5 separate regions of the Homo sapiens genome follow, and all the other regions are linked to region 1. Evidence: chromatin contacts called from ENCODE Hi-C or POLR2A ChIA-PET data. All regions are on one chromosome and are shown on one strand. Each heading gives the region's core, a stretch centred on a gene start or an enhancer-like site at or near the end of the contact. The rest is flanking DNA. Distances are from core to core; before and after follow the strand shown.

Region 1 (2,700 bases), core at 45-2,544:
TTTGTCTTAGTTTTCCAGTCCAATCCAATGTGATTTCGAAGTCAATTCCTTCACATTCTGTTTAAACTCCCTCCCAAGTTTTCTCCCTCTCTGTTCCTCACTATGATCAGGTCTAATCTCCAGGGTCTCATGTTCTGCCCCTCCAAGTAAACAAATTAATCCAGGTTTCATGGACTCTTCCAGTTGTTCAGCTCAAATTGATTACTGTTAAGGGGAATTTGAGGGCATTGGGCCAATTTTTAAAGACAAATATGAATTTTTATGGAAATCTCCAAGTATTTTAATGTTGATAACAATTTTTTTAAAAATTAAATACTATATGCATACCCCTGTCTTCCTCCCCATCCCAAAAAAGAGATGACTATTAGCTAGCCACATTGCAATTTCTGTCCTGGACTGCTGAAGGGTCCTTGGGTATACTTAAGGAATATATAAACCTCTTTTTCAAACTGCAGTCAACCTATTATTAATGTAGTAAAGTTAATTTAAATTCATAGGAATCAGTATTTTTAGTAAGCTAAAAAGAATAATTTAGGATGGAATGAATGGAATTGAAGGAAAAAGAGTGAAAAGCAAGAATATTATTTTGAGAAATGTTATATTTATGTGTGTATGTGTACCAAGTGACACAGAAATTGTATTTCTGAGGAGAGTGGCCAAACAAGTTTGGAAATGCATATATATAATTTAGTTCTATTCAGTTTCCCAAATACAGTTGTCCCTCAGTATCCACAAGGGATTGAGTCCAGGACCCTCTATGGGTACCAATATCTTAGGATACTCAAAACCCTTATATACAATAGTGTAATATTTGCATTTATTTTACACACAACATCCTGTATACTTTAAATCATTTCTAAATGACTTATAATACCTTATACAACCTAAATGCTATGAAAGTAGTTATCACACTGTATTATTTTTAATTGTTTTTTTTTTAATGTTTTCAATGGGGGAGTTGGTTGAATCCACAGACAGGGAATTCAGGTACAGGGAGGGCCAACTCTAGTTCTGCACCCACAGAGGATAGGAACATAAAAATGCGGACTCCCTAAGGCCTCCTTCCCCTCCACGTTCTTTCTTCAGTCTTCCTCTAGGGGGAGCTCAAGTTAGCTTTAGCACAGTGTGAAGCCAGTGCAGCGTCTCGCTTCCACTTCTCCAGGGGGCGCTGCAAAGATTTTGGTCGCCAAAGATATCACGGTGCGCGCGTCTGGAAGCATTTCCGCTCTGGAGCATTTTCGTTCCGCCGGGTGCCAGCGTTCCTGTGACGCGTTTCCTGTTGGCCGAGCTGCGCACGTGCGGCCGGAAGGGAAGTAACGTCAGCCTGAGAACTGAGTAGCTGTACTGTGTGGCGCCTTATTCTAGGCACTTGTTGGGCAGAATGTCACACCTGCCGATGAAACTCCTGCGTAAGAAGATCGAGAAGCGGAACCTCAAATTGCGGCAGCGGAACCTAAAGTTTCAGGGTGAGATGCGTTGACTCGCGGTGGCTCAGAAGACCCACGCGCGAGCCCTGGCGCGTTCGGGCGGCCGGGGGCCCAGCTGCTCTGTGTGACGGAGGCAGCTTCCCCTGCAGCGTGTGTGATTGGGGAGAGTGAAAAGGCAGCTTCCACTCGGGACCCGCGCTGCTGCCCACTCGTCGCGTGGCTCCAGCGCTGCTCCTGACCTTTCTGAGCAATCAGTGTCTTCTTACAACGTTAGAGCGGGAGGACTCCCCGTTCACTTCTAGGCTTACGACTAACCCTGCCTTTTGCATTTCCACCTTAGCTTTTGGTTCCCTCACCACCTGCAAGTCGCACCTCACCTCATCCCTCATTTCCGGTTATGCTGCATGAAACGTCTCATTTCCACCCACTTTTCACATCTATTTAATTCCCGTATTTCTTTCCCCAAAAGCCCGTCTGGCTGTTTCCACAGAGCTTCTTTGATACTATTGCCTTCCTCTACCCACTTCCACACGTTCTCGTAGCACTTTCTCACCAGAGCTTCTACGTATTTGTGTCCCGCACAGTGACCTAAATGAAAAGGATTTTATCTGAATGTCACCTTTCTTACCTACCTCATTTGCAGTCCCAGTGTCCTGACAGTGGGGCCACAGATCTTGAAGTAATTGTGTTAACCTGTTGTCCAGGTTAAGATACAAACTCCCCGAGGGAAAGTTTGGAGGCACAGTGCCTTGCCCCAGTTGGTTTTCAACAGACATTAATTGAAAAAAAATTCTGCAGGAGGCAATAGGTTTGTGAATTTTAGGAATATGTTTTGAAATACTCTTGTATTTCTAATTCCTATAGAATAATACTACAGCATTACTACTTTTCAGCGCATATGTAAGTAAATTTGAACAAAAGATGGTGTTTTATCTTTTTCAGTAAACAAACAGGGAACCTTTGGTAAGGACATTCTCAGGTACAGTCATGCATCGCATAACAGGAGGGGGGATACATTGTGAGAAATGTGTCATTAGGGGCTTTTGTCGTTTTGCGAACTTTATCTAGTTACACAAACCTAAATCTACTACACACCCAGGCTACATGATATAGCCTGTTGCTCGTAAGCTGTCATCCTGTACAGCATGTTACTGTACTATACTCAGAGAATTGTAACACAATGGTAAGTGTATGTATGGCTAAATATATCTAAACATAGAAAAGGTACAGTAAAAAGACTATGACATGAGAGATTTAGAAAATGGTACCTCTG
Region 2 (2,700 bases), core at 177-2,676, 4.1 Mb before region 1:
AACAATCCCAAGAGCCATTCGCCTGCGCTGAGTGAAACCACTGTTCTGGGAATTCATTCGGTTCATGACAAATACACACACCATTTGCAGTCTGTTTTTTAGAAAATACAGATCACATTAGAGATGATTTTAGAAAAACAACCATTAAAAATGAGAACATTAGTATAACAGAAACATTTGACTTTTGTTAGCTAATGTTCAGTGTGAAAGTTACATAGAGGATAAACGTGGAATCTACCTTGTCTTAAGAGCCCTTCTGAGATCCTCAAGAGCAATGCCGGAAAACTTGGCAGATCTCAGTCTAAAAGGAGGTGAAGAACTCAGCACCCCTAAAAACAACCATGAAATTATGCTATGAAAACGTGAATAACTCAAGGTAAGATTCATCACATCGTTTTTTACTCTTCATCTTCAAACTCAAAGCAAATCAATGAAAAGGACCAAAATGTGTTAAACATACTTGCCACCTTTCTCAGTACTTTCATGGTATCCACTGCACGCTTCAGATTATACTTAGAGAGATACGCGATACGGGGCGGGCAGGGAGGGGGAGTAATATACAACATACGGCACATTTAAGAACAGTTAACTACCAGAAAATAGCTTCTCTGAGTTTCACAAATACGGAACTCCATTCACCTCTCCATCCAGAGGAATCCATCCCTGGGGACAGCGTCTAGACACTGTTTCTAAAAGTGTCTTTTCTGTCCCTGATCTGCTGGAGTGGAATTTGGTTATCGGAGAGTAAGTGATTTGCTGTGGGTCTTGAAGGCACCTTTCCAATCTCTTCAAGTGGTAAAAGAAAAGGATTCTCCATGCTCCTCCACCCACCTCTATCAAAACATCCAGTCATTTTAAAAGAAACAGCTGGGAAAAGAAATCATCCTTCTGTTTTGGAGCGGGGAAGACAGTTAAGGCAGCGACGCCTCCCCGGGGAGCCGAGGCGAGGGCGCACGCACGGCTTCCTCAATTGCCAGCGGTGGGCGCAGGGCTCCGGCGCCCCTGTCAGCTCCCGCTCCCTCCGCCCCTAGAGACCTTCACGGTTTCGGTCAAGGCGCTCCTGCTGCCACCGAGGGCAGGAGGTGGTGCTGCTGGTGGGCACTCCGTCCCGGTTTGGGCTCCGGTGATGTCGGGGCCCTTCCCTGCCTGCCTACCTGGCCTTCCTGCCCCGCGATGGCGTCGTGGCGGCACCATGAGCGGACCGGTCAGGCCCCGCAGCCGCCCAGCGCCACGGCCGCGGCCTCGGACTCACAGAGCTGTCACCGCGCCTGACATCGCGCCGCACTGGAGGCCCAGCTCCTGAAGACGCGGTGCCCCTCAGGGAGAGGCTCCCGACACCACCCAACTCCACTCGGCCCAGGAGGGCGTGGAGCGGGTGAGGGGAAGGGACGGCACAGTCAGCTATGGCCGCGGAGGCCCGGAGATCTGCTCTGGCCCCGGCCCCGCCCCCGGCTTGCCCTCCGCGCGGCCCCGCCCCCAGTCCCCAGCCCGGAAGCGGTGGCGCGCGGGTGACGTCATAGGGGCGCGACGGCGGACTGCGCGCGGTCGCGTATGCAGCGAGGCTTGGCGGAGCTAGGGGAAGTAATGCGAGGCTCTGGTCGCCGAGCGAGGGCTCGCGGCGGCGAGGCGAAAGAAGAGAGAAGATAGGAAGAAGGGAAGTAGGGCGAGGTGGAGGAAGAAGAGGAAAGCGAGCGTGGGTGTCTGGGGCAGAGCAAAGGACGAGGGAGTGGCTAAACCTCCGCCCGCCTTAGAACGAAAGCTGGCCGTTCCGTTTCACAAACTGCGAACCTGAAACTTCGGATATCCCTTTCTCGATGACAGCCGAAACGCAAAGTGGCTTAGAGTACTTTTGATTCTTGAAACCTTTTGTATATAAACAAGATCTCAGCTCTAGGAGTTACAACCTACATCCTAGGCCAAGCTACTTCAACTTCTCTGGTCCTCGGTTTCCTTGTCTACGATAATGATAGTACCTGCCACATTGGTTTTTTGTGTGTATGCTAGGATTGCATGAGTTTACATATGTGAAGGACGTAGATCAATTCATGGCACATAATAAGAACCTCACAGACGTCAGCAATTTTTTGTTCGTTCGTTTGTTTTGAGACAGGGTCTTTCTCTGCCACCCAGGCTGCAGTGCAGTGGCACAATCACAGCTCACTGCAACCTCTGCTTCCCGGGCTCAAGCGATTCTCCAGCCTCAGCTTCCAGTGTAGCCGGGACTACAGGCGCAAGCCACCAATGCCCGGCTAATTTTTATATTTTTTAGTAGAGACAGGGTTTCGCCATGTTGGCCAGGCTGGTCTCGTACTCCTAGTCTTAAGTGATCCGCCCGCCTCGACCTCCCGAAGTGCTGGAATTACAGGCATGAGCCCTGCCAAATGTTGGCAGTTATTAAACTGTATAGATTTGTTCCTTAAATATTTTGACTATTCCATGAGAAAGGTTTGTCCAGCATCTTGATTTCTATCTACAAAACAAAAACAAGACTAAAGGGTTCAGTAATTTAACATCTTGGTCAGATGGCGTGAAGAAATTAAATTTTCTTACTCCTATAGTCGCGATGTAGTGTACCTCTTACCTTTTAAGTCTCGTTTCAGTGAAGTTGAATGCATATTCTAGCAACTAATAAAACAATACCAATGAACATTTTTTAATTGATCGAATCAGTTTCAAACTATCAGCATCAAACACCTCTAA
Region 3 (2,700 bases), core at 115-2,614, 4.1 Mb before region 1:
CACATGAAAAATGTTCCAAATAATTAATCATTAGGGAAATGCAACTAAAACCAGAATAACGTACATTCAGTTCATACCCACTAAAATGCCTATAATTAAGAGATTGACAATACCAAGTATTGACAAGTATGTGTTGGTAAGATTTTAAAATGACATAGTCATTTGGAAAATAGTTTGAAAGTGTGTTAAAAAGTTAAACCTGTACTTAACAAACGATCCATCAATTTCACTCCTAAGTATCTATGAAGAGAATTGAAGGTTTATGTCTACCTAAAAGCGTACATGGGGGTGTTTGAAGCCACATTATTCATAATAAGTAAAAACTGAAAATAATTCAAATATCCATTAACTGGTGCATAGATAAAGTAAACTATCCATTAACTGGTGCATAGTAGATCTGTACAATGGAATCCCTAGCAGCAGCGAACCAAGGCTTCAAAGTTCCCTAGTGGTTTCTTTGCCCTCACTGCTGCATGCCACAAAAAGACCATGCTATGAAAAGACCAACATCTCCAAGCATAGCTGTAGATGACTTTGCTTTCACTTCTGGTTACAACTGAACTTACTCATTCTTTGTCTTCTAAAGAAGCCATTCATTTCTTGAGAACTTTTCTGGTGTTTGGTTCCAGAATCTGTCTTTTAGATGACAATTTTTTTTCTTCAGAGTTAGACACAGACTCCATGGCATTTTACTATATTTATAGCGTATTTTTATTATAGTTATGAAATCAGTTTTTTTCTTTTTAATGGAGTTCTTTTTCAAGTTTGATTTTTTCTTTTTTCTTTTCTTTTTTTTTTGTGTGTGTGTTTGTTTGTTGAGACAGGGTTTCACTCTGTCACCTAGGCTGGAGTGCAGTGGCATGACCTCAGCTCACTGCAACCTCCACCTCCTGGGTTCAAGCCATTCTCCTACCTTAGCCTCCAGAGTAGCTGGGACTAGAGGTAGGCACCACTACGCCTGGCTAATTTTTGTATTTTTTTGTAGAGACAGGGTTTCACCATGTTGGTCAGGCTGGTCTTGAACCCCTGACCTCAAGTGATCCACCCACCTTGGCCTTCCAAAATGCTGGGATTACAGGCGTGAGCTACTATGCCCAGCCCCGAATTTGATTTTATTATACCAATATTATCTTCTCCCCCTCCCACAGTTCCCCAAACACTTCTCTACACACTCTGGTCTGGCACAGTTTCAAATTTGTGGAGTTGATATCTGGGGCTCCTACTGGAAGGAGGATAAAAACAGAAGGAATTTGGCACGGGGCTCCTCCATCTTCCACGCATGCGGCATTTGTTCTGAGAATGTCAGCTCCCTCACAGTGCATGTCAGAATGGCATGCCAGCATGGGCCTCTGGTCTAGCACACAGAAAGGGTGAAGAGTACACATGGTGACCATTGTCACTTTGCAGATTTCCTGCCTCCCACTCACATGTCTGAGACCAGTTTTGCTACTGTTGCACCGCTAACCACAGAAGCCAGAAAGGGAAACGACTTTCTTTCTTTTCTTCTTTTTTTTTTTTTTTTTTTGAGATGGAGTCTCACTTTGTCGCCAGGCTGGAGTGCAGTGGCACGATCTCGGCTCACCGCAACCTCCAACTCCCTGGTTCAAGCTATTCTCCTGCCTCAGCCTCCCAAGTAGCTGGGATTACAGGCATGCACCACCACACCCAGCTAATTTGTGTATTTTTAGTAGAGACAGGATTTCACCACGTTGGCCAGGCTGGTCTTGATCTCCTGACTGTGTGATCCACCCGCCTTGGCCTGTCAAAGTGATGAGATTACAGGCGTGAGCCACTGAGCCCAGCCAGGGAAAATAAGTTTTCAATAGAGAATTTTCTATTAAGGAAGAGAGTGTTCTTTCAGCAAAGACAGGCTTTAGCCACACCTGTTTTTATAAGGATTTGAGGGGAGGGAAATATGCCAAGAGACAACTTCAGAAGTTTATAAAGACAAGAGCGACCTCTCCAAAACAGCTAGGAGAGTGGGTCTTTAGTGGTGAGGTCTTCATCTCTGTCTGATCTCTCTAGGCTGAAGGAAAGATGTGAATTTGCTGTGAAGGGATATTCTCCTCAAGGACACTTACCATCTGTTTCCTGGGGATAGGAAGGTAAGTCATCAGTGTCAAGAACCTTACTGGTAAAACAATAAAACAATGTATTCATTCGGATTTGTGCTCTTTAAGTGAGAGGGGTTCTAGAACAGCCTTTCTGTCTGGACCCCTTGATGGTAAACCATCCCGTGTGAGGTCTGCTCTTTACTGTGTGGACGAGGCCAGGGCTGTTATTTGACATCCGTGGCCACAGCCCACAGTCTAACGTCGGCCAGCTCCGGTGTGATTGTACTTAGTACATCAGTAGTCATGAGAAAACTGGCTAAGAAAACACAGAGCTTCAACTGGAACAAAATATTATACGTGCAACACCCATGACCGTGTGGCTGTTTTATCCCCATTGCTCCTTTCTTTTCTGCAGAAGGTTCTTTTTAAATTTTAACGTATATTTGTCCAATTGTTTGGTAATGCATTTCCATGTTTTCAGAAATAGTGAATCAAATCTGGACTGGAACAACACTCCCTCACTTACCTCCTGCACCCAGCGCCTGCCTCGCTGTGGGAATGCCCCATCCTTGGTGTCTTAAAATTTGCAGAGCTTCTTTACTTGTACATAAGACATGTGCATATACAGAGCAAAAATTCTGCATGA
Region 4 (2,700 bases), core at 133-2,632, 3.9 Mb after region 1:
CAAAACAACAATAACGAAAACCACACAAGAAAAGAAAGAAACAAAAAACCAGTTAGTGGCTTGTGTGCCTAACTCTAGGTAAAACGGAGAGGTGACGAAAGTTTGTATGAGAACAAATAGGATTCTTTAGGACAGACGAATGGGTTTTGGGAGAACAAACACGAGATAAGAAAGGGTTTTTTATTTTTTTTGAGACGGAGTCTGTTGCCCAGGCTATAGTGCAGTGGTGTGATCTCGGCTAACTGCAACCTGTGCCTCCCGGGTTCAAGCGATTCTTCTGCCTCAGTCTCCCGAGTTGCCGGGATTACAGGCGCGCGCCACCACGCCCGGCTAGTTTTTGTATCTTTAGTAGAGACGGAGTTTCACCATGTTGGTCAGGCTGGTCTCGAACTCCTGACTTTGTGATCTGCCCGCCTTGGCCTCCCAAAGTGTTGGGATTACAGGTGTGAGCCACTGCGCCCGGCCGATAGTTTTTTAAAAATGTAGGTGCTAGTGGTCTTACTGTCTTCTTCATGGACATGAAATTATTCTCATATAATGAGAATTAAATATGATCCTTCATGTAAAGAGTTTAGAATAATGTCAGAAACAAAGCAAGCAATAAATTATCATTTAGTTGATAAGAATCATTCCAATTCATCTGGCGAGTGCAACACACACACACACTGTATTTGTGTATGGAATAACTGTTCAAGAACACACACACAGTATGTGTGTATGAAATAACTCTTCAAGAACAAAGGGGAAACCGTTATAGGGCATGAAAGGGGAAACCGTTATAGGGCATGGAAGGGGAATTAGGACAAGGTGTGAGTGGAAAGAGAAACATCCCACCGCACACGCTTAAAAAAGCCGTTTAATTTAAAAATAGGTAATACAGCCATACAGAGAAGACATTAAAAGATCTACACAGAAAATTTTCGCTCCCAATCCATTCCCTACTCACAGTCCTACATACGTTACTTTTATTTTCCTTTTTTTTGGAAATGCACTGGCCCCCTACTCTCTCACGAAGGCTGAACTCTCTCTACATTCTTCTGCACCTGTTTTTTGTGCATACTCTTTCGTTGTCAAATATTTCCCTCCAACTGTTGTTGTGTATGAAATAAATACACACATATAAGCTAACCAGCCCCACTTGCCCGCACCACCTACACGCCCGTCCCCGCCCTCCCTCAGGCCCACGTGCTCCGAGGGCCGCCTTCGCAGGTTGTTTCTGGCGATGCCTGTCTGAAGGCCTCAGACTGAGGCCCCGCCCACTCTCCCTCTCCTCTGCCCTTTGGACGCGCGCCTCGGTTCCGAACGCAGCGGACGGCGCCTCAGGCAGCGCGGCGGACAGCCCGTCCTCCGGCGCGCCGCGAGCCTCGGAGGACCCTAGCGACGGTCGTGGCGTAAGACCGGGGGGACGCGGCGGTAGCGGCGGCCGTTGCGATTGATTGCGCTGGTTGCCTGCGGCGTCCACTTCCTTGGCCGCCCTTGCTACACTGGCTGATTGTTGTGCAGCCGGCGCCATGTCTGTGAGCGAGATCTTCGTGGAGCTGCAGGGCTTTTTGGCTGCCGAGCAGGACATCCGAGAGGCGAGCCCCCTCCCTTCCCCATTCCCTTTGCCTTTCCATGCCTAGTTGGGCCACTTCGCCCGGCCCTCCTCTGTCGCTCAGTCTCGGGCGGTGGGGACGCCTCCGAGGGTGGGTTGCTTCCCCTCTAGCTTTAGGTTAGGCACTCCCCGCCCCCGCCCAAAATTTTGCTGCTCTGTCCTGATTCCCCGTGTTCGAGTCTCAGCTTCTCAGCATCACTTGCCTCGTTTGTGTCAGTTTTCCTTCTTTTCAGCACTTGTTTATATCGAAGGCTCGATTAGCACCTGGTCTTCAGCGAATGAGCGTTTCGTGTATTTTTGTTGGTGTCTTAAAAGCACATGTGATCTGCTTAAAACTCTCCTGTGATTTCCTATGCCACACAGGATAAAAAATCAGACTCTACTGTGGCTCACATGGTTTCTCTTCAATCTCGTTTATGCTCTCTGTCTTTGTGTATGATGTTCACTTTACCTCTTCTAGTGCCCCAAATAGCTTCCTGCCTGTTTGCTTTTCCTGGAATTTGCTTCTTTCCCGTTCTTTTCCTGATTGTCTCGTATTTATCTCATTGGCGTCACAGTCTAAGCGATCTATTTCCTGTTATGTTTTCTAGTAGCACATTAACTTTTTTTAATGTGTGTAATATTGATTATTTTAAAAAAATCTTCTCCCTCATTGTATGTTAAACCGCCAGAGGGAAGGGATTGTGTGCTTGGTTCCCCGGTATTTACACAGTGCCTCGCACATAAGTATGCTCAGTGAATATTTTAAAAATGAATTAGAGGCGGGGAGCGGCGCCTCATGCCTGTAATTCCAGCATTTTGGGAGGCCGAGGCGGCCAGATCACCTGAGGTAAGGAGTTTGAGACCAGCCTGGCCAACATGGGGAAACCCTGTCTCTACTAAAAATATAAAAGAACATTAACTGGGCATGGTTGCGCACACCTGTAATCCCAGCTACTCGGGAGGCTGAAGCAGGAGAATGGCGTGAACCCGGGAGGCGGAGGTTGCGGTGAGCTGAGATCGCGCCACTGCACTCCAGCCTGGGTGACAGAGCGAGACTCCGTCTCAAAAAAAAAAAAAAAAAGAAAAAAGAATTAGAAATACCCGACTCTTGTGTTGCATTTAAC
Region 5 (2,700 bases), core at 65-2,564, 3.8 Mb after region 1:
GCCAATATCCAGGATCCCTCATATCGAGAGGTCAGTTACCGTCGTAAATAATCGTAGTAATAAAAACAATTTCTAATGCCAGAATTGAAAACGGACTGTGGCACCCAAATAGGGTCCAAGGTACATGGCGGCATGAAACTATTTCTCGCTTCTGACTCTTCTGCATCACGGTCTCCCAAAGGACTAGAGAATCTGAAGCTCTCATTGCCACATCTACAAATGAAAGTATCATGTTTAAAGAGCTCACAGGTTCTACGAATGGTCAGTATTTAATGAACGCACCCCACTACACAGAAACTCACCCAGCTGCAAACTCAGCTGCAAACTCACCACAGCGTGCTTTCAGACTCCACATTAATTTTTTTTAATTTTAGAAGCAAACAACTATTTTAAAAATATTATGTAATAATTTAAACTCTGGAAAGCCCCATACTCATCCCAGCAGCTCGGAAAACGGAAAGCAAAATTCGATTAGCTCCATTGTACCTAGCCAGGCTAACGTGCAAGATCACACACTCATCTTCGTCAGAGCGTCTCTGCCAATACCAAAGAACAACAAAGGCAAGTTGAGAAGTCTGCACAGGCTTAACTCAGCACTTGTTCGCTTTCCCAGCTTCAGAAAGAAGCTCTTCGAAGGCCCCGGGAACCAAGGGGACCTTGTGCATCCCATCAAGCCGGCCGCTCCGCTCGGCGCCGCTCGCGCAGCTTTTGTCTGGCCCGGTTGGGAGCCCAGGACGGGAGCCCGGGCCGCCCGCCTCCCGGCACCCCTTCTCTCTGGATCTTTCTTCACACCCATCACTCGCCAATGACTAGTTGTTGTGGGTTTCTCTCCCTCGCCCCCTCCCTTCCTTTCAAACGCGCCCCGGGCTCGCTGGCTTCTCCCACCCGGCAGGGGAGACTCGGGTTAGGAAGGGGGCCCGGGTGGGGTCTGGAAAAGGGAAACAGAGAGGGGCACACAAAGCCCGACTGACCCCAGGGCCGATCCCCTCCCTCTGCAAAGCAGCCTGGGCTCAGCGACCTACTGGTTGGATAAACAACCCTCGCATCCCGCTCCTCGCCAGGCTCCCACCTCAGGGCCGCCCCATCCCCCCAAAGTGCACCCAAGAGCCGATGACAGCGCTGGACATCGCCCCCACCCAGACCCGGCGCCCGCCACTGCGCGGGAGGGGCCAGGGCCGCGAGAGGGCTCGGGTCTGACCCTCCGCCCCCTGACCGGGTACTTACAGCCCTGTTTTTCGTTACTGTTGCCGCTGCGGACCAGAGAGCCGCCGCCTTCTCCTCCACCCCAATGAGGTTAAGCGCTTGGTGCGGGGATTAAAAAAAAAAAAAAAGAAAAAAAAAAAAAAGACCGAGAGAGCGAGAGAGACGCCGAGGGCGCCTGCGCAGTGCGGTCACCCTTTTTCTTCTTACCGCCACCAACCCGGGTACACCATAGAGAGCGTAAACCGAGACCAGAGAGGCGGCTGCCTCTCTATGGTAACGCCCCGCGCAGGCGCTGGCCTGGCCGTGTTAGGCTTCGCTGGCGTAAAGTCCCCGGGAGCTTTGCCCCTCACGGAGAACGTTAGTTGACCCTGATGGGGACCCGTAGGGTAAAGGTTTTGTTTTTGTTTTTTTTTACGGAAAAGGTTGTGGTTAGGCCCCTTGGAAAGTTGCGACAAAACTCGAGTTAGACAAGGAAGGTCGGAACTAAGTGGCCACAGCAACAATGCACCAGCAAGCAGGGAGCGTGATAGGAAGAGCTAAAGAGGAATCGGGAAACCCTGGGTAAAAGTCGTCCAAGTGGAACTTCCTTTGGTCGGGGGTCTGATACTCGAAGGAAACGGTCTTTCACTTCTGGGTTAGGGCGTCCGCCCAGAGGGCGACTGCAATGAAGGAAATTGTGCCCTGCGACTTCCCGTAACAGAGCTGTGTGTCCACGCTCCCTTTTCCGAGCAGGCGCGGACGCTTGTGCCGGAAGTAAACTTGTTAACGGTTCTTTGCCTTTTGGGGAGGGGAGACAGCCCAGAGAAGGCTTTGGAGACCCTTGAGTCGGCCAGCGAGCAGGGTTTCTTACTTGAGCGCCTCCACAAATAAACGCTCCTTCGCTCCTCCGTCGCGTGCGTTTCCCTGGGATAATAAGTGGGAAAGTGGTGGCTTTTATTTTTTTGAGACAGGGTCTCACCGCCGTCGCCCAGGCCGGATGGAGTGCAGTGGCGCGATCACGGCTCACTGCAGCCTCGACTTCCCAGGCTCAGGTGATCCTCCTGCCTTAGCCTCCCGAGTAGCTGGAATTACAGGCGTGCACCACCCCCCCCCAACTACTTTTTGTATTTTTTTGTAGAGATGGGTTTCACCATGTTTCCCAGCCTTGTCTCAAACTCCTGACCTCAAGTGATCCGCCGTCTTGGGTCTTCGAAAGTGCTGGGACAGCAGGAGTGAGCCACCGCATCTGGCCCGGAAAGTGTTTTGGAGCGTAGAAAAATGCAAATTATAGGGCTGCCTTCAAGGATCCCGAAGGACCCACAGATTTGCCGCATCAGGCTCCTATGCACGCCGGTAATTTGATGTGTTGAGATGCACTGCCCAGTGCGTTGTTTTTACTGGAGGAGCTTGTGTGCGGAGCTCCTTGCTAGTGTATGTGTTGGGATGGGAGAGAAGTGCGGGAGAACTATGAGATAATGCCCCCTGATCCTCAGGGTCTTAGGAGGTATGGTCGGAGAG

The links. A loop is a pair of places that touch in the nucleus more often than their neighbours do. ChIA-PET counts read pairs that join two places held with the same protein, here RNA polymerase II (POLR2A). Pooled maps may share reads with other maps.
Region 2: a map of endothelial cell of umbilical vein shows a loop between it and region 1 (16-fold over the local background). The contact joins the promoter of SLC35F5 here to the promoter of DDX18 in region 1. A Hi-C loop is called at or near these places in 2 of 168 maps with a recorded cell type or tissue (B cell and endothelial cell of umbilical vein), 4 of 37 single-sample maps with no recorded cell type and 13 of 50 pooled maps. POLR2A ChIA-PET finds 5 or more read pairs at or near these places in 1 of 52 experiments (CD4-positive, alpha-beta T cell).
Region 3: a loop to region 1 is called in a pooled map, with 7 times the contacts of the local background. The contact joins the enhancer-like site here to the promoter of DDX18 in region 1. A Hi-C loop is called at or near these places in 2 of 37 single-sample maps with no recorded cell type and 7 of 50 pooled maps.
Region 4: a map of B cell shows a loop between it and region 1 (11-fold over the local background). The contact joins the promoter of TSN here to the promoter of DDX18 in region 1. A Hi-C loop is called at or near these places in 3 of 168 maps with a recorded cell type or tissue (B cell, CD4-positive, alpha-beta T cell and naive thymus-derived CD4-positive, alpha-beta T cell) and 12 of 50 pooled maps.
Region 5: a map of CD8-positive, alpha-beta T cell shows a loop between it and region 1 (8-fold over the local background). The contact joins the promoter of CLASP1 here to the promoter of DDX18 in region 1. A Hi-C loop is called at or near these places in 2 of 168 maps with a recorded cell type or tissue (CD4-positive, alpha-beta T cell and CD8-positive, alpha-beta T cell), 1 of 37 single-sample maps with no recorded cell type and 11 of 50 pooled maps. POLR2A ChIA-PET finds 5 or more read pairs at or near these places in 1 of 52 experiments (CD4-positive, alpha-beta memory T cell).

What each region holds. Positions count from the first base shown.
Region 1 is chr2:117,813,397-117,816,096 of GRCh38, forward strand. DDX18 (DEAD-box helicase 18) reads left to right here and starts at 1,295. Exons shown (of 14, transcript NM_006773.4): 1 at 1,295-1,466. The coding sequence starts at 1,382. RefSeq lists enhancers at 1,057-1,351, 1,079-1,616, 1,162-1,291, 1,422-1,471, 1,492-1,541 and 1 more.
Region 2 is chr2:113,755,216-113,757,915 of GRCh38, forward strand. SLC35F5 (solute carrier family 35 member F5) reads right to left here and starts at 1,427. Exons shown (of 16, transcript NM_025181.5): 1 at 1,155-1,427; 2 at 239-329; 3 at 1-91. The coding sequence starts at 1,194. RefSeq lists a silencer at 1,353-1,582 and enhancers at 1,793-1,972, 2,153-2,202.
Region 3 is chr2:113,692,352-113,695,051 of GRCh38, forward strand. The region is part of intron 1 of LINC02936 (long intergenic non-protein coding RNA 2936); the gene reads right to left. Among named protein-coding and RNA genes, the nearest start is that of LINC02936, 10 kb to the right of the region's middle. RefSeq lists enhancers at 1,090-1,179, 1,620-1,749. Within about 2 kb of position 1,365, at least 5 of the 41 ENCODE cell types and tissues checked have a DNase peak (open chromatin) inside an H3K27ac peak, as active enhancers do.
Region 4 is chr2:121,754,269-121,756,968 of GRCh38, forward strand. It overlaps TSN (translin), which reads left to right and starts at 1,383. Exons shown (of 6, transcript NM_004622.3): 1 at 1,383-1,577. The coding sequence starts at 1,512. RefSeq lists an enhancer at 1,248-1,437.
Region 5 is chr2:121,648,148-121,650,847 of GRCh38, forward strand. CLASP1 (cytoplasmic linker associated protein 1) reads right to left here and starts at 1,315. Exons shown (of 41, transcript NM_001395891.1): 1 at 1,225-1,315. NIFK-AS1 (NIFK antisense RNA 1) reads left to right here and starts at 1,507. Exons shown (of 4, transcript NR_037857.1): 1 at 1,507-2,234; 2 at 2,321-2,535. RefSeq lists enhancers at 269-897, 898-1,524, 1,556-1,825.